Linked DNA regions of Mus musculus: region 2 is linked to region 1. Evidence: chromatin loops called from intact Hi-C (ENCODE). Cell type or tissue: heart. All regions are shown on one strand. Each heading gives the region's core, and the rest is flanking DNA. Links, peaks and the distances in the headings are about the cores only. Region 1 holds the start of Inpp5e (inositol polyphosphate-5-phosphatase E). Region 2 holds the start of Gm35807 (a long non-coding RNA gene).

The links. A loop is a pair of places that touch in the nucleus more often than their neighbours do. Peaks named below come from ENCODE experiments on the same cell type or tissue, not always from the same donor. Only the 100,000 strongest peaks of a DNase experiment are listed, where the experiment ranks them.
Region 2: a loop joins it to region 1, with 2.4 times the contacts of the local background. A loop is called at or near these places in 1 of 42 quality-filtered maps.

Annotation. Positions count from the first base shown.
Region 1 is chr2:26,401,500-26,416,885 of GRCm38, forward strand. Inpp5e (inositol polyphosphate-5-phosphatase E) reads right to left here and starts at 7,720. Exons shown (of 10, transcript NM_033134.3): 1 at 6,268-7,720; 2 at 601-724; 3 at 102-199. The coding sequence starts at 7,088. It overlaps Sec16a (SEC16 homolog A, endoplasmic reticulum export factor), which reads right to left. Exons shown (of 30, transcript NM_153125.2): 23 at 15,135-15,212; 24 at 14,872-14,928; 25 at 14,618-14,729; 26 at 14,135-14,272; 27 at 13,808-13,902; 28 at 12,872-12,946; 29 at 11,337-11,414; 30 at 7,932-9,454. The coding sequence ends at 9,386. In heart, for the core only: a CTCF peak has its summit at 7,760 (motif pointing left); a DNase peak (open chromatin) is centred at 7,802; H3K4me3 peaks cover 2,163 bases; H3K27ac peaks cover 1,426 bases.
Region 2 is chr2:26,292,123-26,307,508 of GRCm38, forward strand. Gm35807 (a long non-coding RNA gene) reads left to right here and starts at 2,585. Exons shown (of 3, transcript XR_374168.4): 1 at 2,585-4,253; 2 at 6,807-7,987; 3 at 9,652-9,922. Ccdc187 (coiled-coil domain containing 187) reads right to left here and starts at 2,435. Exons shown (of 10, transcript NM_177841.3): 1 at 2,119-2,435; 2 at 1,216-1,721. The coding sequence starts at 2,261. In heart, for the core only: no CTCF peak of the experiment used is centred there; DNase peaks (open chromatin) are centred at 6,341, 8,299 and 8,849; H3K4me3 peaks cover 869 bases; H3K27ac peaks cover 4,995 bases.

The DNA of each region.
Region 1 (15,386 bases), core at 2,979-10,978:
CCCACATTGCTTCAATTCCACATAGGTCTCGGGTCCCAGTGCACTGTCCATACAGGACTCTGGAGGTTCCCATCAATAGTGGAGGCCGAGTGGAGCCTCACCTGTCAGAGCAGCCCTCCTGAATTCCAATGACATACAGGTCCTGAGTGTAGTCAGCCTCGGTGGGGAGCAGAAACTCATCCAGGCTCGCTGGGAGCTCCTGTGGTGAAGACCACAAAACAGTCAAGACCGCTGGGTTCCCTCAGGTTGGGAGCAGAGGTTCAAGAGCAAGGCCCTGCACCATCACCTGGAAATGGTCCCAGAAATAGCTTCTTTTCAAAGAGAAGTGTACACAGCTGTAGGTTTGGTCTTCCAGGGACCTTGACATGACAGATACTTAAGTCTCCCTCTTAAGGCACAACTGCTCAGTTGCTACTTCCCAGCAGGCGCCCCTTCTTACCAGGCGCTTCAATCTGCGCAGGCTGCCTGGGGGGTATGCCCATCCTCCCAGTGCATGCCCAACCCCGATCCCTCACGGAGACTCACAGAGCCATTATGCTGTGATCAGTCAGGACATGGAGTCCAGCTGCCTCTGCCTTACCTCACTGTGACCCCTCTCACCTTCTGGCCCTGCATGTTCCAGGTAGCCACGAAGAGAGCCATGTTTCGGTCTGGGAAGTACCTGGCCAGCTCTTCTGCTCCTAGCAGGGCCCCACTGGCCAGAAGACTTCCCTCCAGATAGCTCCTACAAAAAAAAAAGAGGCAAGTGAGCAGCCAGCTTCAGTGATGCCAGAGTGACCCAGGAGTTCCTTCACTCAGGAAAGGTACCTTTGGGACCACACTCTCCAAAGGTATCAGTTCTATAAGCCATTTGGGCCTGAGGACAATCCTGTCCATACCAGCCATCAGTATTGCCCCTAGAGTTGAGATTTCCTTAGCCAGAGTACAATACCAACACAGATGGCAACACAGATGGCCCTCATCTCCCTCTGAATTCAGTCTGTCTCCAGATCTCAATGGAATGAGGCCACATTGGTCAAGCTGAAACCCAGTCCTAAGTGTGATGAATCTGACCTACCCAGGACACATGTGTGCACCATGTGCTATAGGGGCTGCCCAACCGGCCTGTACAGAGATACTGAACATATACATCCCTGTGGGTGATACATCTCTACCCTATCACTCAGCTCCATCACCACAGTATAGAAACACCAAAGTTCCAGGGAGAAATGATGGGTATGGTTGGTTGCCCAGAGAGCTATGCATTCTGGGACAACGGAATCTGAACCTCAGGGCTGGAAAGATGGCTCAGCAATTAAAAGCACAGGCTACTTTTCCAGAGGACCTGGGCTCAACTCCCAGCACCCACATGGCAGCTCATAATTGTCTATAATTCTGAGTGGTTTGATACCCTAACACAGACACCAATGAAGGTAAAACAGCAGTGTACATGAAATATCAACAAATAAATCAAGAATTCCAAATCTCACATACTTTTCCATATGCTGAGAAATACTAGATTTGTTTTCATTATTCTCCAGGCCTTTAAGAAATGGAAGTCCTGGAGCTAGAGAGATGGTTTAGTAGTTGAAATCACTAGCTGCTCTTCCAGGACCCAAGTTTGATTCCTAGTGTCTCACATGGTGCCTCAAAATATCCCTAACTCCAGTTCCAGGAGATTCTGTTTTTATTTTATGTGTATGAGAGTTTTGCCTGAATGTATGAGCATCACGTGTGTGCCTGGTACGTGTGGAGTCCAGAAGAGGACGCTAGATCCCACGAAACACTCACATATGCATAAAATGAATCTAAAGAAAGAAATTTAAGGTCCCTGTGAGCTTGTTGCATGTACACTCAGGCCATTGTCCCACTGGCTTCCTCTAAATGCTTCTCTGAAGCCACTCCTCCAAATGCCATTTCGGTGGAAGACTTCAGGCTCCCTGTTCTGGATCCTTGTCACTGTACTGTCCTCTGCACTTTCTCACAGGGCAGCGCTCTGCTTGGTCCACTGCCTTGTTCACCACCCACATGCCCTGGCTCCGCCTCAGGGTTAAGGCAGCTGTAACTGACCGAGGGAAGCCTAAGCTCACTATTTGTCACCTTCCTCCCAGCATTTCTGTCCCTGCCTGCAACAGCACCACCTGCCCCGTCCCGAGCTCACAGCTGATTCAGCAGGGCATCCTTCTCATCCCCACCCGCAGCGCCATGGGAGCCACCTATCTTCCAGAATCCCCGGCAACCTCTCCTGTTTCTTCCAAGGTAATTTCCCCCTAGTCCTCATGCCCACCCAGCCACCAGTTCTACCTGACGAGACACAATGGAGCTGCCCGGTGGTGACAGAGGAGAGCTGGAATATGGGGACAATCCAGTGCAGGACCCTCCTCCCTCCCATCAGCCATCATTCCCCACTCCACCTCCACCTCCCGTTTACCAAGGCTCAGGAAGGGACAAAGACACACAGCATCACTCTAACACCAGCTGAAAGGAACCCTGAATGCTTTTCACGTCTCTGGCCTAATTAAAAACAAAAACCAGGGCTGGAGAGATGGCTCAGTGGTTAAGAGCACAGACTGCTCTTCTGAAGGTCCTGAGTTCAAATCCCAGCAACCACATGGTGTCTCACAACCACCCGTAATGAGATCTGATGTCCTTTTCTGGTGCATCTGAAGATAGCTACAGTGTACTTAGATATAATAATAAAATAAATCTTTTTTAAAAACAAACAAACAAAAAGCCGACTTATTTTATTAATGTAAGTGTTTTGCCTGACCCCCTAGAACTGGAGTTATGATCGTGAGCCACCATGTGGTTGCTAGGAACCAAAGTCAGGTGCTCTGTAAACAGCCAGGGCTCTCAACTGCTGACCCACCCACCCACCCCTCACTCCTATTTTTGGTGATGCTAGATATTTTGGTAGAACCCAGGGCTTCATACATGCTAAGCCAAGCCCTCTACACTGAGCTATATCCTGTCTTTTTTTTTTTCTTCCCTCCTCTCCTCTCCTCTCCTCTCCTCTCCTCTCCTCTCCTCTCCTCTCCTCTCCTCTCCTCTCCTCTCCTCTCCTCTCCTCCCCCTCCCCCTCCCCCTCCCCCTCCCCCCTCTCCCTCTCCCCTCTCCCTCTCCTCTCCTCCTGAGACAAGGCCTTGCTGTGTCTAGGCTGATCTTCAACCTTCAACTGAAGATCTTCTGTTCTCTCTTGGTAGCTGGGTGAAGGTATGTGCCACATGCTTACCCTATCCTTCCTTACTGTTTTTGGCCAAATCTGTTAAGAATGCATGAACAAACCAATGTTCCTCAAGTCTCTAAGAACAACAGCCAGTTGGAGCCAGAACACATGTTCCTGAACTTCATGGGGCAGAATGTCCTAAGGGTGCAGCTCTATAAGCCCTCAAGAGGTAGCCTGGGCTGCCTTAGGGGGGGGACCTTCTTGACCTCGCTTCCAAGCCAATGAGTGAAAGTCACTAATAAGCTAGTTGGGTCCACACACTAACCTGGTAGAGCAAAATCCTGAGTTATTTAGGAAGGAGCCATTGAGCACAGGGGAGACAGACTAGTCCTTCAGACACCAGCCCAAAGCCCCACACCCTTCCTTGTATGCTGTCCCTGCTTCCTCCAAACTAGGGAGTCACCCAATTTGTCCAGATGGCTACAGAACATGACTGGACAGCAGCGGGGTAAAAGCTCATTCCTGTGCCCAGCCTTAGGGAGCACAGCTTCCCAATCCATTTAGGGGAGGACACTCCAGATCTTCTGAGTAAAAGGAGCATGGAAGCCTTTAATCCCAGGAAGCAGATATCTGTGAGTTCCAGGCCAGCCTAGTCTACACGGCAAGTTACAGGCTAGCCAAGGCTACATAGTGAGACCTCATCACAAGAAAGAATAAAAATGGAGGGTTTGGCTGGTAAGATGATGTAGCCATCCCACATGGTATGAAAGGACCAACTCCCATATACTGTCCTGATTTATAATATACATGCTCACTATGCATTCCCATGAGCATGTGCATGCATACACACATAAATAAATGCAATTGTTTTTTCTTAAGTAGTAGGTCAGCTACTGCAACCTGGTGGCCTCTGGGAACAAGATGCCCTGGAAAAGAATCTAGGGCCTCTTCTGAAACAATAGTAGGGACCCAGGCCTGATCCAGCCACTAAGTAGTTTTCACAGAGTTGGAGAGATACTGGCTTAGCAGTTAAAAGCACTGGCTGCTCTTCCGGAGGTCCTGGGTTCAGTTCCCAGCATCCACACATGGCATTTCATACCCGTCCATAACTCTAGCCCCAGAGGATCCAATACTCTCAGACACACATGCAGGCAGAGCATCAATGCCCACCAGATAAGCAAGAGTTTTCATGCTTTTCTAATTGTGGAAAAAGAAACCAATAACACGATTTTATGACTCATACAAATCAAATCTGTGTCCCACAGTAAAGTGCCGTCAATACCACTGTCCTTCTTGCCACACTAGTACCAGGCACTCTCCCAAATGAGTGGCTAAGGCTAAGGCTGAGAGAGCTGAAAGCTGCATCATGCCACCTACTGACCTAGAACAAGCTGCAGTTGTGAGGTGTGAGGCACAGCTGGAGGCGCCCACTGACCTAATGACACCAGAGCATGCTGTGGAAGAGCCAGGCTTAGTGAAGAGGGCTGCACACAGGTAGGGTGCTAGGAGTGAGGCCTACCTTCAGCAACTAAAAGGAACTGAATGGTGGCCCCACTAAAGATGTGTCCACCAGAGGCCTCTCAGTATGTGGCTCTCTTTGGAAGCGGTCTGTGCAGATATGAACACCCCAACATCTCCAGAAGAGGGTCCTGCAGTTAGCAGGGCTGGAGTCACTGACTGGGAAACTTAGAAATGACTACCTGGAGATACAGGCAGAAACTGTACTTCAAGAGACTACCTCCCTCTCAGAGGTCCTTTGCCTAGAGCAAAGCACTCTCACATCACTCTAGGTCTCTCGCATGAAACCTTCTAGCCCATAGTCACCTGTTTAGGTGGCTCCTGGAAATACCACGAGAGCCCTCCCCACTCTCACTGTCCCACCCACCAAATGTCCAGCAACATGGATGTAGGAGGCCTGAGGCAGGATATACCTTACAGGCCAAGAGCAAGACCACAGAAGGGGACCAGCTTGGGAAAGGAGGCTCCAGATCTGGATAGGCCATGCTTGGGTTCTGTGTCCCCCATAGTGGATGTGGCCCCAAGAAAGGGGAGCCAGCATAGGGAAGCCAAACAAGAAAGGGTTCACCTTGTGGTGGGCGGCTCCCAGGCTCTTTTCCGTGTAAGTCCGTACAAGTTAATTACTGGAGTCAGGGAGGTTCGGTATAGTCTCAGGATGTTCATGGCAGGGAAGAGGTCTCAGTGGACATCAGCAATTGCCCATCTCGGACACAGTGTGGAAGCTCTCCCAAGGGCATAGAGTAAGCTAGTCAAGCCCATTCCTTGGCCCTGCAAGTGGCCCCTGGCGTCTTGGTCCAGTGGGTTAACTGGTGTCTAAATGTCCTGGTAAAATGCTGACCTATGGCCCCAGCATGATGGGACAGCACCCAGCCCTCCCTCAGGTATCAATAATCACCAGACATCCCTGAGTGCTCCTCATGAGCAGTGGTTAAAAACAAGTACAGGCCTACCTCGAACTGGTCTACAGAGTTCCAGGACAGCCAAAGCTACACAGAGAAACCCTGTCTCGAAAAACCAACCAACCAACAAACAAACAACAAAAAACAAGTACAGCTGAAGAAACCTGTGATCCTCCACGCTAAGAAACCAAGGGACCAACTCAGACACTCACTGAGATAGCTGCCCGGCAGGACACATGGAGATACAAACTACGTGTACAGTGAGAGTGTGAGGGTGTGCTCTCATTTGCCTCCGTAAAGAATGAGGTAGACAAGCAACTTCTACACGTTCAAAGTGTCTGTGGATGACACTGAGCCCCAAAGAAAAGGTTCTGGAAGGACATAGACAGAAGGAGAAAGGCATGATTTCTGAGAGAGGATGGGTGATCTGTCTTATTTTCCATTTCCAAGTCTTAGGCATTCTCTATTCGGATCCATTCACATAGCCCCTGGGTAGCTAGTTCTTTTATATCTATTTATGTAGATGGTGGCTCACGATAGCCCAGACTGGCCTTGAACTTGTGATGATCCAACCTCAAGTCTTTTAAGATCTGGGATTACTAGCAAGAGCCACCATGCCTGGCTCAGTTTGCTCTTGGCCTGATGAGATGAGGGCCTCTGATGACAGCCCCAGAGCTCCCTCCCCCTCCCCCCTGAAAGCCCTACCTGCTTCTGATGTCCTTGGTGCGGATGGGGGCCAGAAGGCTGAAAGATCTGGCTGAGTGAATGGAGTGATCGTCACCAGCCAAGGGGCTCCGGGGTCTGCTAGGGCCCAGGTTGCTGTGGGCCCTGACCAGTCTGGTCTGCATGCGGAGCTTGTAGTCCGTGTGCTCGGGGTCAACCTTGTTTGCTGTTCTCAGGGAGCTGGAGGCTATGCTGAGGTCCATAGCTGGTGGTGTGTGTGAGGCATGCAAACTTGCCAACCTGGAGGGGGGCCCACCTGAGGCAGCATCTCTGTGCAGGAGGTCCAAGGAGGTGCTGATCATTCCAGAAAGACAGTCACTCCACAAGGATGGGCTCCCTCCCTCACTGCCTGTGGCCCTTCGGGACTTAGGTATCTCCTGCAAGGATGTGCTGAGGCAGGGCAGGGGACGGCTGTAGGCAGGGGACTGGGCTACTGAGTCTTGCAAGGAGCCCCTGCAGGGACTGGCCCCATTCTGGACAGTCAGATCCTCCTGACTACCCCGGAAACGCCTCCTTCTCCAGCCCTTGTCATCGAGGGACAGGGTTCGCTCCAACTTGGGTCTAATGGGTGGCTGTGGGGTGATGAGATTTGCCTTAGTTTGTGGGTTCTGGTTGCTTGTTTTTGCTGGAATGCTGAAAGGAGGCATGGGGTTTGTCTCTGAACCCTGAGAGTCAGAGGCTGGTAAGAAGCCTGGTGTTGGGATGAGCTTCTTTTCCGTGTTCGGAGGCTGTCCCTGGAGCATTCTGCCTTCTAGCTGCCCAGGTGCCTCAGTGTGACGCAGGCAAGCTGACTTGGATGGCATAGTCCAGACCTGGCCAGCCCTGACCCCCTCAGCCTGGCCCTCCTAAGGAAAGGGATCCTCCCTGGGAGGTTAACAAGCAACTCTTGTTGTCAAGGATGCACGTCAGAGTTCGCCAGCTCGATGCCATGAAAACTCGAGTGGCTCCCTTTGTGGCATGGGGCGGTCCTTTTGGAGGAGGGCCTGTAGCTGCATGGCTGGAGACTTGAGAGTTCTCACCGATGCCTGAGGAAACGCAGAAAAATCTCTTGGCTCCCCGAAGTCAGCTCGCTAGTCTTAAAAGCGACTTCGTGAGAACAGGCGCCAGGGGGTCGGGGCTGCACTTCACGGAGCTGCACAAGTCTGTCCAGCACCCCCGGCCAGCCCTCCACCCCGCCGAGGCAGAGTAGGGCAGCGCGCTCAGCGTCCTAGGCTCACCTGCGCCCTCCGTTCGGCAGCAGACCCGCCGCCGGACGCCCGAGGTCTGATTCAGCCGGGCCCAGCGCTGGCGGAGGCGGACCTAGGCCAGTCACGGTGGCAGCTGGAACAACGACTGCGGCCCCGTGCCTCGGCCCCCGCCCCCGCCCAGGGTTCGCCCCAGCTCAGTCTAGTGGTCACCCTGGCTCAGGTTCCGTTCTGTAGTCTTCCGGAGAACTGCCCGGCCCAAGACCCTATCGCCGCCACAGCGCCCTCTCGCGGCCGGAGGACCACAGCCCGGTGCCTGGAAGCCACGCCCGACACGAGCTCCCGCCCTGCCAAGCCGCGGCAGGACCAGGCACAGGCAGTCACACCCAATAGCTGCCCAAGGCTCTACCAACACTAAAGATCTCGCTGGTCTGCCCCTCAAAACACAAAGGAAGCCATAAATTAAGTTACTTGAGAGCCCAAAATATTTTATTTAACAATGTGAATTTTGGAAAAATAGCAGCTCCCAGGGAGGAAGCTTCTTGAATCCAAAGTGGTTGGCAGTCAACACAGAGCCTGGGCAGGGTTGAACCAGAGGCAAGGGTCCTGCCTGGTCCCAGCAAGGACACAAGTTGCTACTGACCCACAGGGACAGGCCTTTCTTAATGACAGGAACAGGAGGGTCCAAGTACACTCATCTATGGAACGTCCTGGAAGCCATTCTGTGAGTCTTTCCTAGATGATGCAAGGAACCAGAAAACCGGGAAGGGCTGTACTAATTCCATGTTCTACAATTTCTAAATTTAATACCAAACAAACCATTTATGTTTTCTACCTGCTGATTTTTAAATATTTAACTCTCTTTCCCTTCCTCTTTAGAGTGTAAGGATAGTTTTAGGAACAGTCAGTGAAGCCTTAAAGCTTTGACTCTTATGTGGTGGCAGCTCCTTGAAGTGATATGGGTGAGCCAGTGAGTCGCTGCTGAAGGTCCCTGGTGGGCTTTGGGGTAGAGATGCAAGGTTCCAGAGTGTGCGCTAGGACACCGTAAGCCACTCCAAGATACCACCAAGGCTTTAAGTGCTGTCTGCAGGTGACATTGAGTCAGCTAGAGGGCTCCATACAGACTCCTGGCTAGGAGGGCAGTACGTTGCAGCACACAGCCAGTTTTTGACCTGGTTAATCAGATCAGCAGCTTCAGAATATCAGCTCCCTGGGGCTCTCCCCAGTGACTGAGCCATGACGGAAAGCTCGGAGCAAAAAAAAAACGCACCCAGCACTAATGAGGCCACAGAAAATGGAGTGAGGCTGGAAATGTTGGAGAGACATGCCCTTGTAACCACTTCCTCCCCAGCCTGGGAGCCGCTGCCATCTGGTGACCCTTTGAGGAGCTGGCATGTACTCCCCAGTTCACAGGACAAGGCACAGTTGCCCAGTGCAGTTTGAGGCTCCTCTTAGGCCAGACATCCCAGCAGTCAGTCCTCTCCAGGTAAGCAGACAGCCTTCTCAGTAGCCTAAGGATCCCTGGTTGGTTTGCACCATTTCTCAGGTGAGAAAGGCCTTGGTGTCCAAGTAACTGTGCTCTCCTGTAGTGAATCCCTGCCTAGCCTCTCTGCGGGGATATTCTCAAGTGGCTCAAACCTTAATTTGTCTAAAGTGACTAAAAAAGAAACATTGTTCTTTTACATAAAAGACTTTGAATTAGATTCATTCTATCCAGCATTTGAAAGGAACCTTGAAATCAATTTTTCAATCATTCATATACATAGGCTGCAAGGAAGGAGACACACAGTATGACCGGCTCTGAGTTACTGCCATGTCCATCTGGGATCCACGAGACCTGAGGCAGCTAGTTGGTTCTTGGTGAAGAACAGTTATCTAATCATCTCAGGGTTCCAAATAAGAATCCAGCAGCAATCCTAGTTCAATGCCGCATATTTTCTTTGGCCAATCCTCCCTGGCCTTGAATTTCCCGAGGTGACAGAAGCCTAGAACAAAAGGAACAGCAATGACCTACATGTGTCCATGCCCAGAGGCTGTCCAGCGATGGAGCTACAGGATAACCCCACAGATCAATAACAAATGGGCAGACTCTGTGTTAGCTTCAAGTGTAAGCAAGACCTTCTGTATGTGCCAAGTTCCTGCTGCTCAGCATTTCCTAGCCCACAGCACTGCAGACATGATTTGTTTTTGTTCTGCCAATTCTGTCAAGGTCAAAAGAGCTGAGTTAGCACTACAGAGCGGGGGGGGGGGGGGGGGAGGGGGGGGCAGCTAAGGGTTCACTGAGTGCAAGGGTGGCCAGTGGCCTATAATTTTCTACTCCTGAAAGCACAAGGACGCTGCATGCCACGAGAGAACACTGCATATATTCTTCCTCCCTCACTAGACCTTACTGGGATCTAATCCAAGAAATCTGTCAGAACTATTCAACCACAAGCTCAAAAGAAAAATGAGATCTTGGAGTTGAAAATATGGACAAAAATGTTGATATCAGCAGCCTCATCTGCACAGGGCTTAGCACAGGGCCCAGGCCCCTCAAGAGGACTAAACAGAGAGTGGCCAAGGCTGGGTCTAGCACAGCTGCGGGCAGGGTCCCTGTTAGAGTGGGCTGAGAACATCACATTCAGAATGTCAAGATACCTGCCCAGGTAACTCATTTTGAGCTCTTCCTGGTTGCAAAGATTTATTTACTTCTCAATAGACTTTGTATGACATATATGAAAAACAAAACAAAAAAAATGACTCCTCCTCCAGATCACCTGGGTTCAATTCCCAGCACCCACATAATGACTCATAACCATCTGTAACTCCAGTTTCAGGGGACTTGATGTCTTCTTCTGGTCTCTGTAGACACTAGGTATGCAAATAGTAGACAGCCATATATGCAGCAAAATACCCATACACATAAAATAAAAATTTAAATAAACTTTGCTTGCTTGCCCTTTGATTAAAAACAAAACCAAACACAACAACAAAAACCCCACACATGCTGCTTTCCCCAGGACTGCATCTCATTTTTTAGAGTACTTGTGCAGCATGTTTAAGTACCTGGTTTAAGTCCCTTGTCCCCCAAAATAAAGATGCTTGCCTAGAGCTCGTCCCCTCCACAGAAGCCAGACTATACTTCTTCAAAAGATGGTGGAGGAGAGAAACTATATAGCACATTCCAGACTCTCCTAGGCGAAGAACACAAGAGCCATGACTGAGGGAAGGGGTGTACAGATCCTCAAGGAAGATGCTATTCCAGCCTTCAGAGACAGAGAATGAAGACCCGGACTCTCTTACAGTGAGCACCAGAAAATGGTACTACCATTTTTGATCTAAAAACTGCACCCAGCAAACTCTCAACCCAGCACCTAGGGCAGACCCAAAGGATCTTCAAGAGTCAAGCAATTAAACAATGTGTCACTCAGACAGAGGAATTGAAGCAATGAAAAATCCCAAACCAGGGGTCTCCTTGGAAGAGCTGCTCTTAAGGAGAAGAGGGGGAGGCAGGAGGGAGAGGACTGGGCTTAGAGCCTGTGATCTATGGCTAACCTGGGAAAACCATGCATCCTGTGCAGGAATGGGAGGTTGGCAATAGTGAGAGCCAACCCTCAGCCATGGCAAGTAACAAAAAGAACAATCCCTGACCCTGAAGAGCCCAGAGTAGTGAGAGGAGCAGCAGGCAAGCATAGGATGCAGACTAAGTCAAGTAAGAGACCTACAGAGTGAGTTCTAGGACAGCCAGGGCTACACAGAGAAACCCTGTCTTTAAAAAAAACAAGTAACAAAACAAACCCCCCCAAAAGTACAGCCAGCCAGGGAACAAAGGAGACTCACTGAGCAGAAAAGTTGGGGCTGTGGGGAACAAAGGCAAGGGTCACTCACCTGCACCAACTGAGCAGGGTTGTAAAAGGGCACAGACCCACCATGAGGGGCCCCTGTAGGACAATGGTCTCCAGGAGCCTGTGAAGCACAGAGATGGACCTCAGCAAGTCAGTGTAACACAGCAGTTGCTGTCCCAGCAGCAGACACAAGCCATAACTCAGAAAGAACCATTAACGCTCCAAATAGGCTCCAGAGAGACAGTTCTGGTAACACTTGTTTTCATTACTGGATGGGTCATGGGACAGCCAAAGTCAAAGCACCATGCAGAAAATCATTTGAACAACATGCAGACAGTGAGTGCAGGACACTGACATTTCATTAGTGCTGGTCAAACAGTTAGGCGGCCTGGACAGTGTGCCTGCTCTACAGCCATGGACAGTCAAATGTCCCCTCAGACTTTCCACTGAAAGCTACTGACATGGCCTGGCTCCAAAACAGAGGATGAAAAGCGTTCCTTGTCTCCTCTAGTTTGGCCACACGATGGCTTATCATGTCCACATTTCTACTGGCTACAAACAGACTTCCTCAAGCCTCATCAGCAAGAAGAAATCTTTCTTTCCAAGTAGTGTCTTAACTCAGGAGATCATGGTAGGGAAGGGGTCAGGCCACTTCACAAGGAGCAGAGTTAGGAAGCTCCCTGAGCACTCTGAACCCTGTGAGGCAAGTCCACCACCAGCGTATCTAGACCCAGGCCATCTAATAAAGGAAAACTGCATCTTTGCCCACATGATGCTTGGTTAAGACAAGGGGTTAGTGACAAAGTAAAGAGGATGACAGACTCTCTAAGGGACATATGGGAGCTACATAGCCAGCCCCGTGGAGGGAGCCACCAGCCACAGGTACCTGATGGAAATGCCGGCTCACTTCCTGTGAGAGCGAGCTCAGAGAGCTACAACGCGAGAGCTATGGAACAGCAAGAACACACAAGATACAGACATGAAGATCAGCATGCTCCATTGCTCCAAGCTGTCAGCTGGTTTTAAAAGCTTTATGATGCCATTAGAATCAATATCACTCAAATGAAGACAGCCAGAGGTAGCATCAAATGCCCCCCCCCCCCCAGTTTTGGTTAAGACAACCATCATTACGCTGGAAAAGGAAAAAAATCTGTCTAGCTCTTAGCTCATACTTTGTGACACCTCAAAGTTCTGAAATTCTAAGGATACTGTGAGGGAGACCTGGCTAGAAAGTGATGATGTCAGCCCCACACCTGACTCAGAGCACCTGAGAAAAAGTGATCATACAAGTTAAAGTGTTACTGTTAATCAAACACACTGTGCTGCCATCTTGCACTTCCTTCTCCTACTCACTTGCACACTTCTAAAAAGTCACCACAGGGAAGTGCACTGAGCTGGCTGAATCACCATTCCAGGCCATAGTACCCCACCACACCCACACCCACACAGACATGCAACATGCACACACCCATGCACATGCATGCCCTCACCTCCTCTCCTGCACACACATAATACACAAATGCACAGGTAACACACAACACACACACACCCAGCACTCATACTGGCAGGGTTCCCTACCTCTCCTCCTTGGGAGCCATCTGGTTTGGAGGGTAAGAGCTCAGGTCCAGGGGCTGATACTGTAGAACTTCCCACCTATAAGGAAATATGAAATGTGAAGTGTGGTAACGCTCCAATCCAAAGAGTCTAAGCTTTTACACCTAGAGAGAAGAAAACTGCCTGCTCCCGTAGCACAGCCTAAACACTACTCTGATATGCCTGGTAGTTCTGATATGAAGGTGTTCTCCCCAGGCCCCCACTGTCCTGCCTGGAGTGGCTCTTGATGCACAGCCCACAAGCCTGTGTGCACCACACATTACTGCCCTCCGACTCTCTGGAGGCCGTGAGGGCCATGGGTCCAGACAAGAGCAGGCTTTCCTAGGAACGTGGGGATTCAGCTGCTTTTTTTACCCTTCTTTACTTTTTGTACTGCTACCTAATTCTTTGTTTTCTAACTTTTTTTCTGATTTTAAAAACTTTGGTAAAATATGTTTAACATAGAATTACCACCCATACCACTTCAAAGCAAGAAACATTAATGGACTATACTGGTTTTTTTATTTTTTGTTTTCATTTTTTTTCGAGACAGGGTTTCTCTGTATAGCCCAGGCTGTCCTGGAACTCACTCTGTAGACCAAGCTGGCCTCGAACCCAGAAATCCACCTGCCTCCGCCTCCCAAGTGCTGGGATTAAAGGCATGTGCCACCATGCCCGGCTGGACGATACTGTTAAAACAGCCATCAACCCCATCCACCTTTAGAGTTTTTCTTCTTTCCAAATTGAACCTTGAGTGCCTTCCTCAGGCCTTGCATTAACCTTCTAATGTCTCTACCAAACAAATATAGACAATGTGACCAGAGTCATCACCTGACACACCTGACACTGATTTGCAGGGGGCAAAGGAATCCTAAAGGATACAGGGAGCCCCTCACCTTCTTTCTACAGCACTGTATATACCTTGGGTTCCAGGGTGGACTCTGCCTTAGACTGAGTCCCAGCTGGTGCCTGTCCCCTACAGCCAGTCCCATCTGCAGGTTGTGGCTCTTCTGCATCTGTGAATGAGGGAGCATGAAGTCATCACCCCAGCCCAATGTCTGGGACAATCTGTCCAAACAGTCCAAATGTAAGGGTTCAACCAGGGAGGAAAGTCCAATTGCCAAAGAAGTATATACAAGCCTTTGGTCCTTTGCACCTTGGCCCAGTTATTCTTCTAAGGAAGACTAGGGCCACAGGCTCATAGATGGAAACTGATCAAGAAGCCGGGTGAATACATGGGCTGCCTACCTGGGTTTGGTACAAATAAGTTAGAAGGAATTGGCAGTGGGGCGAGAGGAGCAAAGAAATCTGCAGGAGCAAGAGCTGGTTCACTCCGCTGTGTTCCACTTGGGTTTAGAACATCCACATAGCGAGCTCTGGACCCACCTATCAATGAGAGGGAGAGTCAAATTCAGTTGAGCGCTATTCGACCTCCAACATCCAACAAATTTGGTTCCCACTGAATCAGAAGAACTAATGAGGGTGCACAGCAGAATTGACTATTGGGCTTGGTTTCCATTCTACCCAGTCACACGGGCTGCATATATACTAACAGAAAACTCAGATCTATGGGCCATCTATTCAGATCTCATCATGTACTGGGTAACTGGGCTTTTCTCTCAAGGGTGGAAAATGCACAGACAACGTGAGCATCATGACAGCTGACTGAGCTCTGGATGCCAAAGGACAGTGTTCTACACAGACACCTCTGATTTCTGCTGTAGCTATTACCTGCTTTTCTAGAAAACACATTCACGGAGGCCGTGGGTGGTCCTGCAGGCCCAGTGGGAGCCACCTGGGGAACCCTGGGGAACGATGTTGGAGGTGGGGGTGGAGCCTTCTTCTGCAGAGGGAGAGACAGCTCAGCAATGCCTTTAACACGATTGGAGACCAGTGAGGACTCTCCAAAGGGAGGCCTTGCCCAGGTGACAAGAAATAAAGCAGGCAGCCTTCCCCTCAAACAGGGACCTAAGGACACTGCTTACCTCCTCCTCTGGTTCATTCAAATTCACCCACTGGTTTTTCTTTTCATCCCAAACAATCTGCCAAGATTTTTAAAAGAAAAAAAAATTCAGTACAATGAAACTAAAAAGAATTAGAATGTGATTTAGACACTTCACAACTTCAGAGAATGTTAACTCTTTCAGGTCTGTTCTGAATCCTAATACATTGCATTATCAAGCAGTGACAGGCCATCATTACCTACCCATCCACCCCACTACGACTGCCACATCTGGACAATACTCACTGATTTGTTCTTGTCATCTGGTAGATAAGCTTCTGTCCTTTTTTTTCCAGGCAGCCAACGAGAGAACCAGGACTCAGTCTAAATAAAATCACCAGGCAAGCATGAGGACACTTCCCAGAGAGAGGAAGCCAGCACAAAAAGGCAAGCATTGCACAGCAGTCCCTGCACCCAGAGATGGAGTGAGTGCAGGACAAGGGCTGAGGAGGCAGCCGTCATGGGGACAGAGGTTAGCCTGGACCGGGAGGATGAGCT
Region 2 (15,386 bases), core at 4,120-12,119, 110 kb before region 1:
ACACTCCGATACAGGAGCCAAAGAAAATCCTTCCTCTTGTAGGTTATTTCTCTCGGCTATTTTGTAATGGTGTAACTAACACAGGGACAAAGCTCAGAGAACTGGCCAGGACAATGTGCTGGGAAAGGCTCCCGGCAGTTAGTGATGATGCTAGTGATGGAGTCATCACTCCTCCTCCGTACTTATCTGCACTTTCCAAAAGATGTTCTCCTTTGAAGAGAGCCACAGAACAAATCCCATGGGATCCCATTTCTATGAGGTGCCCGGAGTCATCAAACCCATAGGGACAGGAAGTAGAAGATGGTGCCAGAGACTGGGGAGGGTTAAGGTGAAGGATGGTACTTTTGGAGAAGGATGGTAGTAATGGCTTCATGACAAGGACTGGCTGCCTGAACTGAACAGAACATTTTTAAAATGGTAGAGATGGGGGCTGGCGAGATGGCTCAGCAGGTAAAGGGGCTTGCTGCCAAGGCTCATGTCTTGAGATTGATCCCTAGGACCTACATGGTGGAAGGAGAGAACCTGATTCCTGCAAGCTGTCCTCTGATCCCCACAATTAGGCTGTTGTGGGATATGGGCATATATATGGGCAATGCTCCCCACATACAGACACGTATATGCACAAATAGATAAACAGGACGCATTTTAAACAGTAGAGGTGACTAATTTTATGTTATGTGTTTTACCACGGCTTTTAAAGAGAAGCCGCTGCCTTACAGATCCTTTCCTCCTTAGAAAATGCCTAGGCAGCCACCTAGCTTTCAGCGTCTCTAATGGGCAACTCTTCAGGTATTTGTTTAACTGACATCCACCTTCCCCACTCCAGAAAATACAGCCTATCTTGCTTGTGGATGGCAGGCAGGCCTTCTAAATCCCACACTGGCCGTACTCTCTACACCTGACAGTGTCCAGGCATGCTTAAATGGCCACTAAGGCTTCAGGGACAAACAAAAAGTTTGTCCCTTTTACGACTCCACAGGCTCTCTGGGTCTCTGTCTTCCAAGGCTCCATCCCTCTCATCTCACGGTATCATTTGACACCACGATAAAGTGATAAAGCATCTTCACCCTAAATTCAGCTCAGAAGCCCCACCCCAAGCTACACTGTTCTCCCGATCCTCAAGCCCTTTGGGGACCTTATGCACATAACCTTACGACTTGCCCTCCACTTTTCCCTTAACTATGGCCACACCAGCTGGGCATATCGGCCACTGACCTGGGAAAGCAGGCACTGGAAGCGCATTTGTCACCTTGGGGGTCTTCCGCCATAGCATCGTCGAGGTTTTGTAGAGGCACGAGGCACTAGAGGGGGCAGAGGTGCCCAGGGAGGCACAGCTAGCCTGCCACTGTGCCTGGGCTCGGATCTTGTCCCTCAACTGCTCCAGACGAGGGTCACTCTTCCTGGGCTGGCGCTGGGGTCCCAGTATCAGGGGTGGCCTTTCCTTCCAGGGCCCATGAGAAAGTGTGCATGATTCATGCCCCCCTGAGGAGCCAGACATTCTGCCGGATGACACCGAGCTGTCCACGTCCTTAGTGTCCAAGCATGGAGACCACATGGGCAGGCTGCAGCCCTTCATGTAGGGGCTTGGATCCTTGATATTGCCAGACCAGGCCACATAGGGAACTGTTTGAGGTGGACTCAACTGCTGGGAGAGAACAGGCCACCTCAGTGTTGTGGCCAGAAGGCTGTCCTTGGCTGCATGTGGATGGAACACTTCATCCCTTGGAGAGAGGGACAACACAGCCTGTCAGAGCTCAGTATCTCATATGAATGGTGTCCTATAATCCCCAACACCCCTTTCTCCCTGTTTCTACCTCACAGCCTAAGACAAGAGGAACCAGAAAATTCCTCCACCACATGGACATCTCCTGACATTCTCCCTCAGACACTAACCACAACCTTTTAAGGTAGGTACCATGATCAGTTTAATTTATGCACGAGAAAACTGAGGCTAGAGTAGCCATGTCAAAATCAAAGGTACAAGCAAGTTTTGGCCAGGGACCCACACACTCCACCTCTGTATCCTCCTACCTCCCATGAACAAGCTGCCCCTGAGGAAAGGTAACCACAAGACTACTAGCATTGCTGGTGCTCTTGTCCTGTCCACACAAACACTACCTGGGCTTGGTGCTGTCCTTCTGACCAGCCATTCTCCCCATGGCCTTGGGGGAGAAGAGGCCTTCTTGCTGGTTGCCCCTGGAACAGTTCTGCAGGGTTGCCCTTAAGGAGGTGGGCATCACACCCATGAGCGGAGTTGTCATTGCATCTGAGATAGGAGAGTACAGATGGCAAGCCACACCACCTGGGACCCTGGGTCTAACAGGATAATCACATGGTAGTCTGTAGGCCTACCACACAGCACCCATCAGGGACTGGACACTGCTTTGTTCTGGGTATTGTCCAGTGTGGGTCCCCTGATGCTCAGGACAGTCATTGAAGGAGGGTAGGGACAATGAGTTAACTAGCCTTGGGTAGACAATGGCTGTGGGATTTCCTGGTGAGCTGTTTGTCATGGGGTGGGAGAGAATTCCAGGTGGCCCATGACAGCATAATAACCCCGTGTCACTGAGTGTTAGCCTGTGGCTTCAACTCCTACTCATGGCTCTAGCTAGCAGACAGCTGCCCCTGACACTCTAGGGAGCACACACCCAACAGAGACTTCTGGAAGTCGATATGATGGGAAGATTGGGATTCTGGTCAGTAAGCCCTGTGGTCAGCACAGTTCCAAGGACAAAAGACTCAAATCCCAGCTCTAATCCCAGTCTAAGGCTAACCTTGGACAGGAGAGACCACACCCCACCCTGAGGACTGTGAACACCCCATAAACCCTCTGCTGTCTTGCCTCTCCCCTGTTGGCTGGGAAGCGAAGGTGTGAACAGAACCCTGCTTAGCTTGAAGCTTTTCTTCCGAAGCATTTCCAAAGAACAGAAGACTAGGCAGCATGATGAAAACCCAAGACTTGATTTTTCTTTTCCTTAATGGCACTAGAGATGGTTTGCAGGGCTTGTATATGTTATATATGTTAGCTCTTACCACTGAGCTAGCTAGCCTTCATTCTTGAGACTGTTTCTAAAGGGTCTGATCTAGGGAAGGGACATGAATCCCTGGAGACAATAACCCAAGGACAGACCTCCTGAGTGTGAGAGGAGACTACTTTCATGCCACCAACTCCTAGGCTCTCCCTCATAGCCAGAACATTCTAGTACCGAATAGGTAGGGTCCAGAGTCAAGTTCCAGTATCCTGGGCACATCTGGTGCCAACTTTTCTATCTACCACTTTCCCCAAGACTGAGGGAGAGGAGGCCTTCCAATTGACTGTCCCTGGGGCAGGTCTGCAGAGCTAACCTTAGGGAAATGGGCAGCATGCCCATGACGGGGATCTGACTTTGCTGAGGCAGGAGGATGTGGGAGGTGAGCTCTGCCACCTAGGGGCCCAGGTGAACTTATGCGTGTGTTCCTATTGGCAATAGTTGACTGCCCTAGCCTAGATCAGCCCTGCTGGGCCTCATCTACTCCCATGGCCCTGGAGCAGATCCCACTCATATGTTCCCTAATGGCACCAGTGGTCTCTGTAAGTGAACTTTAGGACAGCATCAAGTATAGTTTGTTGTCTAGAAAACACAAAGGCCTAGATCCCCGTGCTCCAAGGGATGGCATGTACCTCCTAGGACAAGACAGTCAGCTAGGCTTATACCAGACTGCTGCATTCTAGCCCAAGTCAAGACATGAGGAAGCTGGATCACCCAACTCTAGGGTCTTAAGAGAGCTCTGCTTCAGAATTCTCTGTTCCATAGATCCTCCTGGGAACATCCTTGGTGGCCTTTGCTAGCCTGTCTCCCACCTGCTGCCTGCAAGATAGGGGTCACCCCTGCGGTGCCAGGGCTATCCAAACTCTCAGGGTTTGGACCTTTATTGTGAAATGGTTTCCTTCAAGATTAAAACATTCCAAACTAAAGGGAAGCTCCTAAAACAAGGAGGTGAACAACTCACAATAGCTTCAGGAAGTCCCTGAAACTGACCAGATTTACTCAGTGGTAATAAAGACTGCGGAGAGTCACTCTTGCCTACTGAAACCAGACCAACTTTCTGGGAGAAGCAGAAACCAGTCGAGCAGCCTAGAAGAGTTTTAGACCAGAGGATACTCTCCGACCTGTTGAGCTGCCTGCAGACTGTACAGATTCCCAGCACTGTGAACTGTCACCCATGCCGGGGTGGACCTTGGTCGTGCAGCTGTCTGAGTCATTTCTGCTCCTGTAAGTAACCCTTCATCCATTTTCCTGTAACTAACTTCAATAAAACTCACTGCTTCACCAAGTTGGACTTGGTGGAATCCCTACTTTTGTCTGGCATGAGTCTGACATGGTCTGTCTATCTGGAGTGAGTAGAAGGAGAATGTTGCATCTCCCTAGGAAACATTTTGTCACACAACAAACAACCTTGAATAACAGTTACCTTTGGCACAAAGGAGCTGATGAAGTCCTGTTAATGTTCTCCTAGTGGCAAGGAACAGGGTGCTTCTGAGAAGGGGAGACAGAATTTCCTCACTGGCTAGCAACCCTGCTTCCCACCCACAGGAAGCTGCTTAGGGGCCGAGCTGGGGCCGAGCTGTCTCCACCAACTGAGGCATGACTTGTCTGGAAAAAAAAAAGCCACACCATAAACAAAACAGATTAGCCAGAGCCAGTACGTGGCTGTCGCTCTGAACTGAGTTATTACAACAAAAGCCCTGTGAGCAGAAAAATAATACCCAGGATGCAAAGCAGCAGCAGCAGCCTGCAGACTGGCTCCCACACACCCTGTCTGCTGCCACCATCCTTCAGGCTGGGAGTTCCTATCCTTCTGTGTGTCCCATGCTACCCCACAGGCTTGGCACTCTGCCCTTCCTAGTCTCTTTCAGCGTTGGCATACAATGGCTCAGTGAAGATGGCTGCTACATCCTTCTCACAGTCCAGGCTCACCAGAGGCCTCAGCTGCACCTCATAAACCTCTGCTGATACCCAGACCACGGCAGGATAAAACCTGCAGACTGCCCACCCTGCCCTAGGACTGCCACAGCAGCTGGCATGACAGAACTCTGTACTGTGTGTCTGCCACAGGGTAGTTAGGAGCAAGGCTTCATGGCCTCTGGGCAGACCATAGCCCAGGAAAAAGAGCACACATGCCCCATTCAGGCCAGGCCTGCACTTAACTGCCAGCAGCATCTCAGCCAACCTGGAAGCTCACTACAAGGCTCTGGAGGTCTGAGCCCCTCAGCACCCTGCTCCTGGGCTCCTGACACTTACCAACCTACCATCCTCTCTGTCTCCACAGGTATAAAGCAGCAGCTTAGCTCTAGAGGCCACACAGGCCCCCACTCACCCTGCCTCCTCCTTCACCTCTCTCGGGAGGGTACCTCCCCTCTACCATCCTACTGTGTGACCAGGGGTCCCACACTGATACCACACTGGCTGTACCTGCCAGCTTCCCTCTGCCATCCTCAAAGGGCAGGACTCCTCAGGGACGTGCACAGCCTTGCTAGCAGCTAGCTCTGGCCACGTCCCTTTCATAGCATTCACAGAGACCCCTGAAAGGCTGGGGACTATCTTAGCCACTGATGGCTCTGACCTTGACAGCTCTATAATGCCCACTGACCAGAGGAACCAAGTCACATGTCTAAGGTCCTGGCAGGGTCATATCCAGAATACCAAATCCTCTCTACAATTCACCATACCCCTGCAGCCAGCAGCAGCAGCAGCAGCAGCCACCTGAGGGTCCTTGGGACCGTGCAGAATTTCACCTAAGGGACAGCTTGTTATCAGGAAAAGGATAGGAGGAAAATCCAGCAGAATAGTCACATGCCGTCTGTCCAGCAGAAAGAGGTCTCTGGTCAGTGGCCTCAGGCAAGTTCATTTAGAGTCCTGGGCCTTAGTCTGCTCCTTAGTAGAGTGGGCAGAGTCTTAGCAGGGCTCCTGGGAGGTCAGCATTGCATAGATTACAAGGTGCTCACCTAGCTGGGCTTAGAATTTTTGCCTGTCTGTCTGTCTGTCTGTCTGTCTGTCTGTCTATGCATGCCAGAACCCAGACCACTGTCCAGTTCTTCTATGGACCACCTAGGTACAGCTATGAGTGACAGTTACCCCGCAGCATAGCCAATAGGCACCTCCCCTCAGCCCCATGCAGGCTTCAGCCAACGGCATATGCTATATTTAGGCTGCAGTCTGGGTGGGCAGTGGCAGCGTGGGGAGGGGCTTCCTTCTGAAGCCTGCAATGATTCTAATTAGCCCCATTGTTTATTTCTCACCCCCTCCTCCCTGGAAAAGCAAATCCCAGAGCAGGCTAGGGCAGTCAGCAAAGCGTGAGGGGAGCAGGGCACCACACCCATCACAGTAGCATGGTATCGCAGTGTATTCCACAGCAACAGTGACTCAGGTCTGGCGTCCTCACGTTGGCATGGCACCCAACCGCCAACAAGACCGCCCAGACTGCAGCCTGATCAGCATCCCCAGCTGCCACAGCCCTGCCCTGAACACACCATAATACTGACAGCCAGGAAAAGGAGCAGAGTCTCTGGCTTCTAACAAAAGCATCCTGGTCTCCCCGGACCAAAGCAGGTCAGAGCTGGGAATAACCAGCAGATGGCAGGTACACCCTGATACAAAGCACCAATCTCTTCCATGACACACAATATACACACCATACACATAGCACACAGAAACACACACACACACACACACACACACACACACACACACACACCTGCTACGCAGGTCCAGCCAGCTCTGTGGCTACAGGTTTTGATTTGGTTGCCCATCTTTCTATCCCCACAGCCGATTCCAACTGTCTGCTCTCCAGGGAAGCTAACTGATGCCTCAGGCTGATCTGAGCCCCAGGAAACAATGGCCTCACAGAGGTGGCAGATGCAAGCATGCCCAACACAATAGAAGCGATTTGGGAAGGATGGTACCATGCAGGGAGGCAGATGCATATGCTGAAAGGATGGAGATGAAACAGAGATGTGGATCGGACAAATGCCTGTCTTCTCCTCAGAGGAGGTGGCAGGAAATGCAGGCACAGATGCAAGGAGTGCCCCTCCAGCCCACTCCTACAGTTCAGTTCCTGCAAAGCTCCTCCCTCTGCTAAGAACCAAAAACTGTGACACAACAACCCAATAAACCTTGGGAGACACTGTCCTTGCCCCACTAAGGTCCCCAGCAGGACCAGGGACCCATGCTGTCAGAGTGAAGGCAACAAGAAGAAACCCCCATTACTAGTGCAAGCCTCAACAGGGCCTGCCAGCCCTTTCTATTGTCCCTCAGCGCCACCTTCCATAGCCAACAACAGCAATCCCTGCTGAATAGGCTCTGGTAGTCCGGTTTCTGTGGACAACGGTTCTTAATAGGCCACCACCTGGGGCATTCAGACCCTTGCCAGCATACCACTAAGCTCTGGCTCCTTGCCGAAAGCCATGAGAGAACCTCTGTCACCATAGCCATAAAAGGAAGAGCAGAGATCCACCTCCGTACAACCTCCTGGAACCTGAAGCCCTCAGAGCTCTGCTCCTAGGGGCTTGCAATATGCCAGCTCCTGGCCAGGGAACATCCATCCGAAAGGAGCCCGTGGGCACCCCTCTCTGAAGGGTTCAGAACGGGGATCTGATAAGCACCAGCTCTGGGGTTCCACAGCTGTCTTAGCCCTTAACACAGACACCCCCTCCAGGGGCAAGAGGCATTCCAGCGGGACTATTAGCCAAGTGGCAGTGCCTACAGCCCTCCAACGGACACCAAAATCTAGTGCAGGGGACTCCTAACAGTGGGCCCTGAGGCCAGTGATGGGCAACCTGCAGGACGGAGGACAAGATGGCTCCAACTCCAACAAAGCTAAGAAGCCTAACTCTTCTCCTGTCCACCTCTCCAGTGCCACCCTCTCCCTTACCATGCTGCTGAATCTTGCCCCTTCCCCTAAAGAATTGCAGGAGACTGGGCAAGGATCTGGTGCCACCCTCTCCCAGGTACTCACTCACTGGAAGGGCAGCTGGGAAGGGCAAGCGCCTGGGAGCAGGAGTGTGGGTGGGTATCTGAGAACCCAGGGCTGGAGTCAGTGAGGGAGGCAGACTTGTGCAAGGGTTGCCAGAGAAACCTGGCTCCTCCCCCCAATCCCTGCTTAGCACCTGGGAGGCTGAGTGCCAGGGGCCTTATCTGTGCAGCTGCCCCATGTGGGCTTATAGGCAGCTGCCCCATGTGGGCTTATAGGCAGAGTACAGCAGGGTAAACCTGGCCCCTGAAGGTGAGGAAAGACTGAGAGGTTGAACTAAGCAAGGAAGGGTTTGTGCACACCACTGAGGCACCTCCACCCTCTCTGCTCCCCTGGTCCAGAGCTCTCCCCAGGTCCTGGCGCTGACTCAGCTCATGGTTGCTTCATGCTGCCTGCTGCAGGCATACTCCTAGCTCTTGACTCCGCAGCAGCAGCCCGGCCACTTGAAAGCCTGCAGGATCCCAGAATGCCAACAGGCAGCTTCTGAAACACGGACTCAGGCAGAAGAGCCAAGCCCTGGAGAGAAGCCAGGGAACTTTTTATGTGGGTAAACAGTTAGATATGGCACAAGGTCCCTCTGGTAATACCAAATTCAAAGCCTGCAGAGCCGCTATTGTAGCTGGAGTGGGTGTCCTTGGGACAGTGACAGGAGGCTGTTGGAATAGCAGGATGCTGGGCTCAGGCCCTGCCCAAACCCTGCCACTTTAAGTCGCACATGCTGTGACACTTGACCTTTCCACTGGGGTGCTAATGTGCAAGACTACGCTGTTAGTCTGATTTCCTTTCCCTGTTCCTTGGACACCAGACAGCAGCCTGGTGAAGGTTCTCTCCACCTGCAACTTCCAGTGACGCCAGCAGGTGGTGCCCTCTCCCCAAACTGTTTGTGGAGTTCTCCAATTGCAGATGCCACCAAAGGACACAGAGCACCCCTCCCACCCAAAAAGCACTTCAGAAAAAAAAAATTTTTTTTTTAATCAGGAAATTCCTCAGCTGGGAGCAGGGTGGTGGTGGCCATAATCCCAGCACTTGGGAGAGAGAGGCAGGTGGATCTCTGGGTTCGAGGCAGTTCCAGGACAGCCAGGGCTACACAGAGAAATCCTGTCTCAAAAAGAAAGAAAAAGAGAGAGAGAGAGAGAGAGAGAGAGAGAGAGAGAGAGAGAGAGAGAGAGAGAGAGAGAGAGAGAGAGGAAAGAAAAGGAAAGAAAAGGAAAGGAAAGGAAAGGAAAGGAAAGGAAAGGAAAGGAAAGGAACTAAGAAAAAAAGAAAGAAATTCCCTTAGGTATTCAAGAAAATATGGTTTGGGGCAAAGATTGGAAGATAGCCTTGCTCCTGGGATGCACAGGGCACTCCTTGTCCCTTAGTAGAACCACGGCAGTGAGGCAGGTAGGGACTCGTCCCTGGGCCCTTGGGTAGAGAACTCAATGCTGTCCTAGGCATAGCCCCTCCGTCTGCCGCAAGACCACACTCAAGGTGGCTCCTGCCCTAGGCAGGCAATCCTGGGAGGGTGGCTTCTGTAGTCTGGAGTTCTGGGGACCTGCAAAGGGTCAGCCCAGTCATCATCTATATTCTCAGTGGGGGCCAAGACTTGGATGCATCTGACCCAAGGCTAAGCACAGAGGCTGAGCTGGAGGTTTTTTACAGCAATTTGACACACGGGCCCAGGGTAACCCCTGGGAAAAGAAAGTCCTGGGTCTAAAAGAAATCAAAGTGAGCAAATCATGGGAGCAGCAAGTCAGCAAGCAGCAAGCCAGCAAACAGAACTTCCATGGCCTCTGCACCAGCCCAGCAAGCAGACTTTCCACAGCCTCTGCACCAGCTCCTGCCTCCAGGTTCCCACCCAGTTTGAGTTCCTGCCTTGGCTTCCTTTAAAGGACTGTGATTCAGGATATTCGAGCCAAATAAACCCTTCTCTCCCCAAGTTGCTTTTGGTCATGGTGTTTCATCACAGCAATAGAAACCCCAACTAAGACAAAGGTCAATCTGTGAGGTACCGAAATTCCTGAGAGAGACCCTGGGTCATACCCCACCAGCAGCAACATCCTCACCCTGTGTCACTGAGGCTCATCTGCAGTGCGGCCTTGGCTCCGGCCTCACTTCCCGAAAGTGATGGCCTTTATACCATGCAAGTGACAAAATGTTCTCTAGAGTGGAAAGATGAAACACATATGTCCCATGTCAGACCAAAGTACGGCCATCACCAAAGTCCAGCTTAGGGAACAACGGGTTTTATTCGTTGTTATTTACATGAGGGGTTATTTATAGGAGCAGAAATGACTCAAAGACAGCTGTATCACCAAGGCCCACCGCACCACTCGTGACTGCTCACAAAGCTGGGAAGCCTTAGAGTCTGCAGGCAGCTCAACAGGTTGGAAAGTGACTCAGTTTACACCTCTTCCAAGCAGCTGCACGGGCCTCAAGTCTTTACAGCTTGGGTCCTCTAAGAGGGCTTCTTAGCTTTTGTTGCTTTCTCTAGCAGGAAGAGGGCCTAGTGAATCTGGTTAGTTTCAGGGACTTCCTGAAGCTATTTTGAGTTGTTTGCCTTCATGTTTAAGGTGATTCCTACAGGATGGAATGTTTCAATCTAGGAGGAAACTGTTGTACAACATGCCAGCTTTGCAACTGGGTTGCTGAATACTTGAGTACAATGCTGGAGTTGTCCAATGGGTGTTTCCATGTCACAGGCATTGGACAGGTAAGGAGTGAGACCATACAGATCTTTGCCAAAGTCAGAGGGCTTCAAGTTCAAAAGAAAAACAAGAGGGGTTTTTTAAGATTTATTTTTTGTTTATGCGTATGAAATTTTTACATCCATACATGTATGTAAACCACATGTCTGCCTGTTGGATCCCTTAAAACTGGAGTTATGAATGAATGGTTGTGAGTCATTATGTGAGTATCGGGAATAGAACTCAGAACCTCTGCTAGAGCAACAGTGCTTCTAACCAACTGAGCCATGTGTCCAGCCCCACAAAAGTTATTTCTTTTCATTGACAGGTAATATGACCAAATTAGTTGGTCTCCCAAGTTTTAAAAGAACTCCCCATCGTATGGCTCTGGAGACTCTAGCCAGACTCTCCCACTCTGGTTCCTGGCAGTTTCTTCTTGGCCTAGCCACCTGTCTCTGCTGTTTTGTCTCTGATTGGCAGCTCTGGGAACATGGCTGTCCCTGTGGGGAATAAGAAGCCAGGCTGGAGCAGGCATGAACCTGACTCTCTACACAACAGTCAATACCTTCTTCTCCTAAGCAGAAAGAGTCAAGAGGCTCTAGGCATCTTCTCTGATGATGCTTTGATTCCAGGGCAGTTCATGTGCTTATATGACTTTAAGGCTTCAACAGATCAAAGAAAGATCCCAGAAAGTCCAGTTTGGAAACAAATGAATTTACTGAGCTTAATTTTAGAAGTGGGAGTAACTTGTGAGCAGGTGTACCTCCAAGGAGGCCCATCTTGAGTTATCCTAACCTACAAGACCACGTGCGGCCTCAGAGGGAGGGAGTGGTAGCCTGAGTCTGAGGTGAAGGCCTTGTGGCCCTCCTCTGTCCTGATCACCATAGACCTACTAACTAACTATACTGTTTAGTTCATTTCTATGACCGGATCAAAGTCTCCTATGGGTCACAGCATTACTGTTTTACATGATGATTGTCATTGAGCGTCAAGGAAACAGCCATGTCCAGCACCCACCCAGTTACCCATTTCCATAATGGTTGTCCTTAACTGTCTTCCCCAAGTCTGCTTTTGCTCTCCCATCCCTACACTCACCTGCTCTAAGCCAGAAGGGACAAATTCCAAAGTCCTCAGGGTGTTGGGCTCACAGGGCTTCCAATACTACAGAATCTTCTGATTTGTTCCACACTGAATTGTAGTCCTCTACCCCAGACATAGCACCTCCAGATCTTATTATCCTACTTGTCCTGGAAGTCCCCATACTTCCCAGAAAGCGCCTGCTACTCCCTTTTCCCCTTCTCTTCTTTCTAGTTGGCCTCTTTAGGATTAGTGGAACATATTCTGCTAGTGGCTTCCTTCATGAGAACAGAAACTCTTCTGAGGTCTTTGTCCCATTCTCCATTAGAGCATTAGAGAAGTTAGTTTGGCTAGGTATAGAATTCTGAGAAGTGAAGGCATCTTATGTGGTCTTCCAGCACCTAGGATGTTTTTGAGAAGTCTAAAGCATATATAGATCCAAAGTCCAGGAAAGCTGGACTTTGTGGTACACACTTGTAATCCCAGCCCTTGGGAGACAAAGCAAGAAGATTGCTGCAATCTCAAGGCCATGTCTGATCTGCATAGTAGGTTCTAGCCCACAATGTAAGACCCTGTCTCAAAAAAAGGGTTGGGGGAAGCCTGTGTAAAATTTATAGAGGTCACATGGATGGCAATCATCAGGACCTTAGCATTTCTAACAAGTGTGTACATTCAATGGTGAAGATGAGAGGACCCTAACATAACAGAGGAAATACTTTTCTGCCAAAAGCCATGTTGTAAATGTCATACCTAAGGGCAGGGACCAAAAGATCTAACCATGAAGTCATGAAGATGGCTAATCCCTCCCTGGGCATCCTTGGCAGTTGGCTTACTCATAGTGTAAGTACTCATGGTTGCTCTTTGAGGTAGGAATCATGGCATGACTGTGGTGAGGGCTTAGAGGGAGCCTACAGAGGCAAATCCCACTGTGGTGGTTTAAATAAAAATGGCCCTCTTAAACCCATAGGGAGTGGTACTATTAGGAGGTGTGGCCTTGTTGGAGTAGGTGTGGTCTTATTGGAGAAAGTTTGTCACCCAGTGAGGCGTTGAGGCCTCAGATGATCAAGCCACACCCACTGTGGTATTCTCTTCCTGTTGCCTGCTGGTCTGAATGTAGAGCTTACAAATCCTCCAGCACCATGTCTGTCTGCTGCCATGCTTCTCACTATAATGGACTAAACCTCTGAAACTGTAAGGCAGCCCCAAGTAAATGTTTCCCTTTACAGTATTAGAGACCTTAACTAAGACACCTACCCAGCCAAAATATTGAAACAGCCAACCTGTGTTGTTGGGCTGGGATGGTGAAGACTGTCTTCATCCTTGAGGATCTGAGGATACGGGACATTATCTCCCCTCACCTCTAATCACCAATGCTGGAGAGTGACAGTGATGCTGTCCAACAGTCACATCAGATCCTCCAGGCTCCCTTCACCTCTAATCACCAATGCTGCCCCGCTAGAGCAGGGCAGGCTGGAGAGTGACAGTGATGCTGTCCAGCAGTCACATCAGATCCTCCAGGCTGAGGCCATTGTGGTGCTCAGGTTGACATGGCTCCAAGGCATCTTCCAAGCTATGATATGTGCTCGATCCATCTAGCACACTGAATTCAAAACATGCCACTGCGTGAAGCTATGGTACACATGGTCCCGTCCAGAACTAAGTTTTGTTCTCCTGCCCTACCCCTATAGGCATTCTTCTACGTCATAACCATTGGCTTCCACAGTGAGCAATGCTGCTGGACCAGTTGAGCAAAGAGGGTGCTGGCATCAGGTGACAGATCCATGTCTGACACTTGCCCAGCTGTGATTCTGAGGTCCTGTCCTTAACAATTCCAGAACCAATGGTCAGAAGTCTTGCTGGGTGTCCCCTTTCCAGCAAAAGCCACCTGCCATGGTGACAGAGGAGATTGGAATCTGATGACCTCAGGCTACAGAGGCAGCACAGTCCACACTAATGGCATGCTCTGATGATTAGCAGGGTGACTTAAAGCTTTGAGCATAACCTGGCACAGGAAAAGACTCATAGCAGGTCAGACTTTATATGAAGTGGCACGTGGACAGATGCATGTAGCAGGGATGGGTTCATTTCTAGCCCCAGACAGAGAATCATCATCATCATCAATCATCATCATCCAGACTCAAGGCCCACATAAGCAATGAGCACCCATATACTGCAATGGTCTGAATGTATCCCCCAAATTGATGTTGCAAGAAAGCCATTAAAGTGTGGTGGCACATGCCTTTAATCCCAGCACTTGGGAGGCAGAGGCAGGTGGATTTCTGAGTTCGAGGCCAGCCTGGTCTACAAAGTGAGTTCCAGGACAGCCAGGGCTATATAAAGAAACCCTGTCTCGAAAAACCAAAAAACCAAAACAAAACAAAACAAAAAGCCATTAAAGAAATAGATAGGGATGGGGTGAAGAAGTGACTCAGTGAGGCTGAGGGCCCCTTGCCTGCTTATTAATCTTTTCTTAAAGGTTTATTTTGCCTGCATGTATTCCTGCATGTCAGAACAGGGCATGGGATCCCATTACACATGCTTGTGAGCATGGCTCACAAGAGCACTGGCTACTACTCTTCCAGAGAACCTGGGTTCAGTTCCCAGCCCCGACATGACAGCTCATACCTTGTCTATAACTCCAAGTTCAGGGGATCTGGAACCTTCGGACATACGGGAAGGCAAACCACAAAAGCACATAAAATAAAAATTAATAAATCTTTTTTTTAATTAGATGAGGTCCTAAGAGTAAGATCCCAGTCTGCCAGGCCAGGGCCCTAATAAGAAGAGGTAGATGCCAGGGGGCTGGGAGATAGCTCAGCCTGTGAGCTATTTGAGCTTTCCTACTTACAGGAGGGGGTCATTTTGTCTTCTGTCCCATTCTCTTTGGTCTTTGGAAGTGTATAATTTTAAAGGCAAACTGGACAACTTATGGGACATAAATTCAAGACTACCTTGTGCTACAGAGACCCTGTGTCAAAAAATCTGTGCTGGCAGGTGGTGCCATGGGAGAAGGGGCTTGCTGCCAAGTCTGATGGCCTGAGTTCAATTCCCGAATCCTCCACATAGCAGAAGGGGAGAAACTATTCCCAAGAGTTGTCTTCTGACCTGCACACGCATGCTGTGGAACACACACACACACACTCAGGCTTACATGCACCATGCATGCACATGTAACATATAAATGAATGTGTAAACGAATGAAAGAATGAGTTTAATTTTTTAAAAAACCAACAATTTGCTTTTATTTTAAAAATGCTTCCAGAGGGTCAAGGTCAATACTTGGGATCCAATCTGGCCTCCCAGAAAGGAAGTAAAGATTGATAAGTAGGGGGACTGGAGTGACGGCTCAGAGGTTAAGAACACTGCTCTTCCAGAGGTCCTGAGTTCAATTCCCAGCAACCACATGGTGGCTCACAACCATCTGTAATGGGATCCCATGCCTTGTTCTGGCATGCAGGCATACATGCAGGCAAAATGCTGTATACATAATAAACAAACAAACAAACAAATAAATAATTTAAAAGATTAATGAGCAGGTCAGGGGCCCTCAGCCTCATCGATCTCCACTTGGATCCACATTCTAATTGGCTCTAGGCCCTGCGGCATCTTCACCTGTGGTAAGAACAGGCAGCT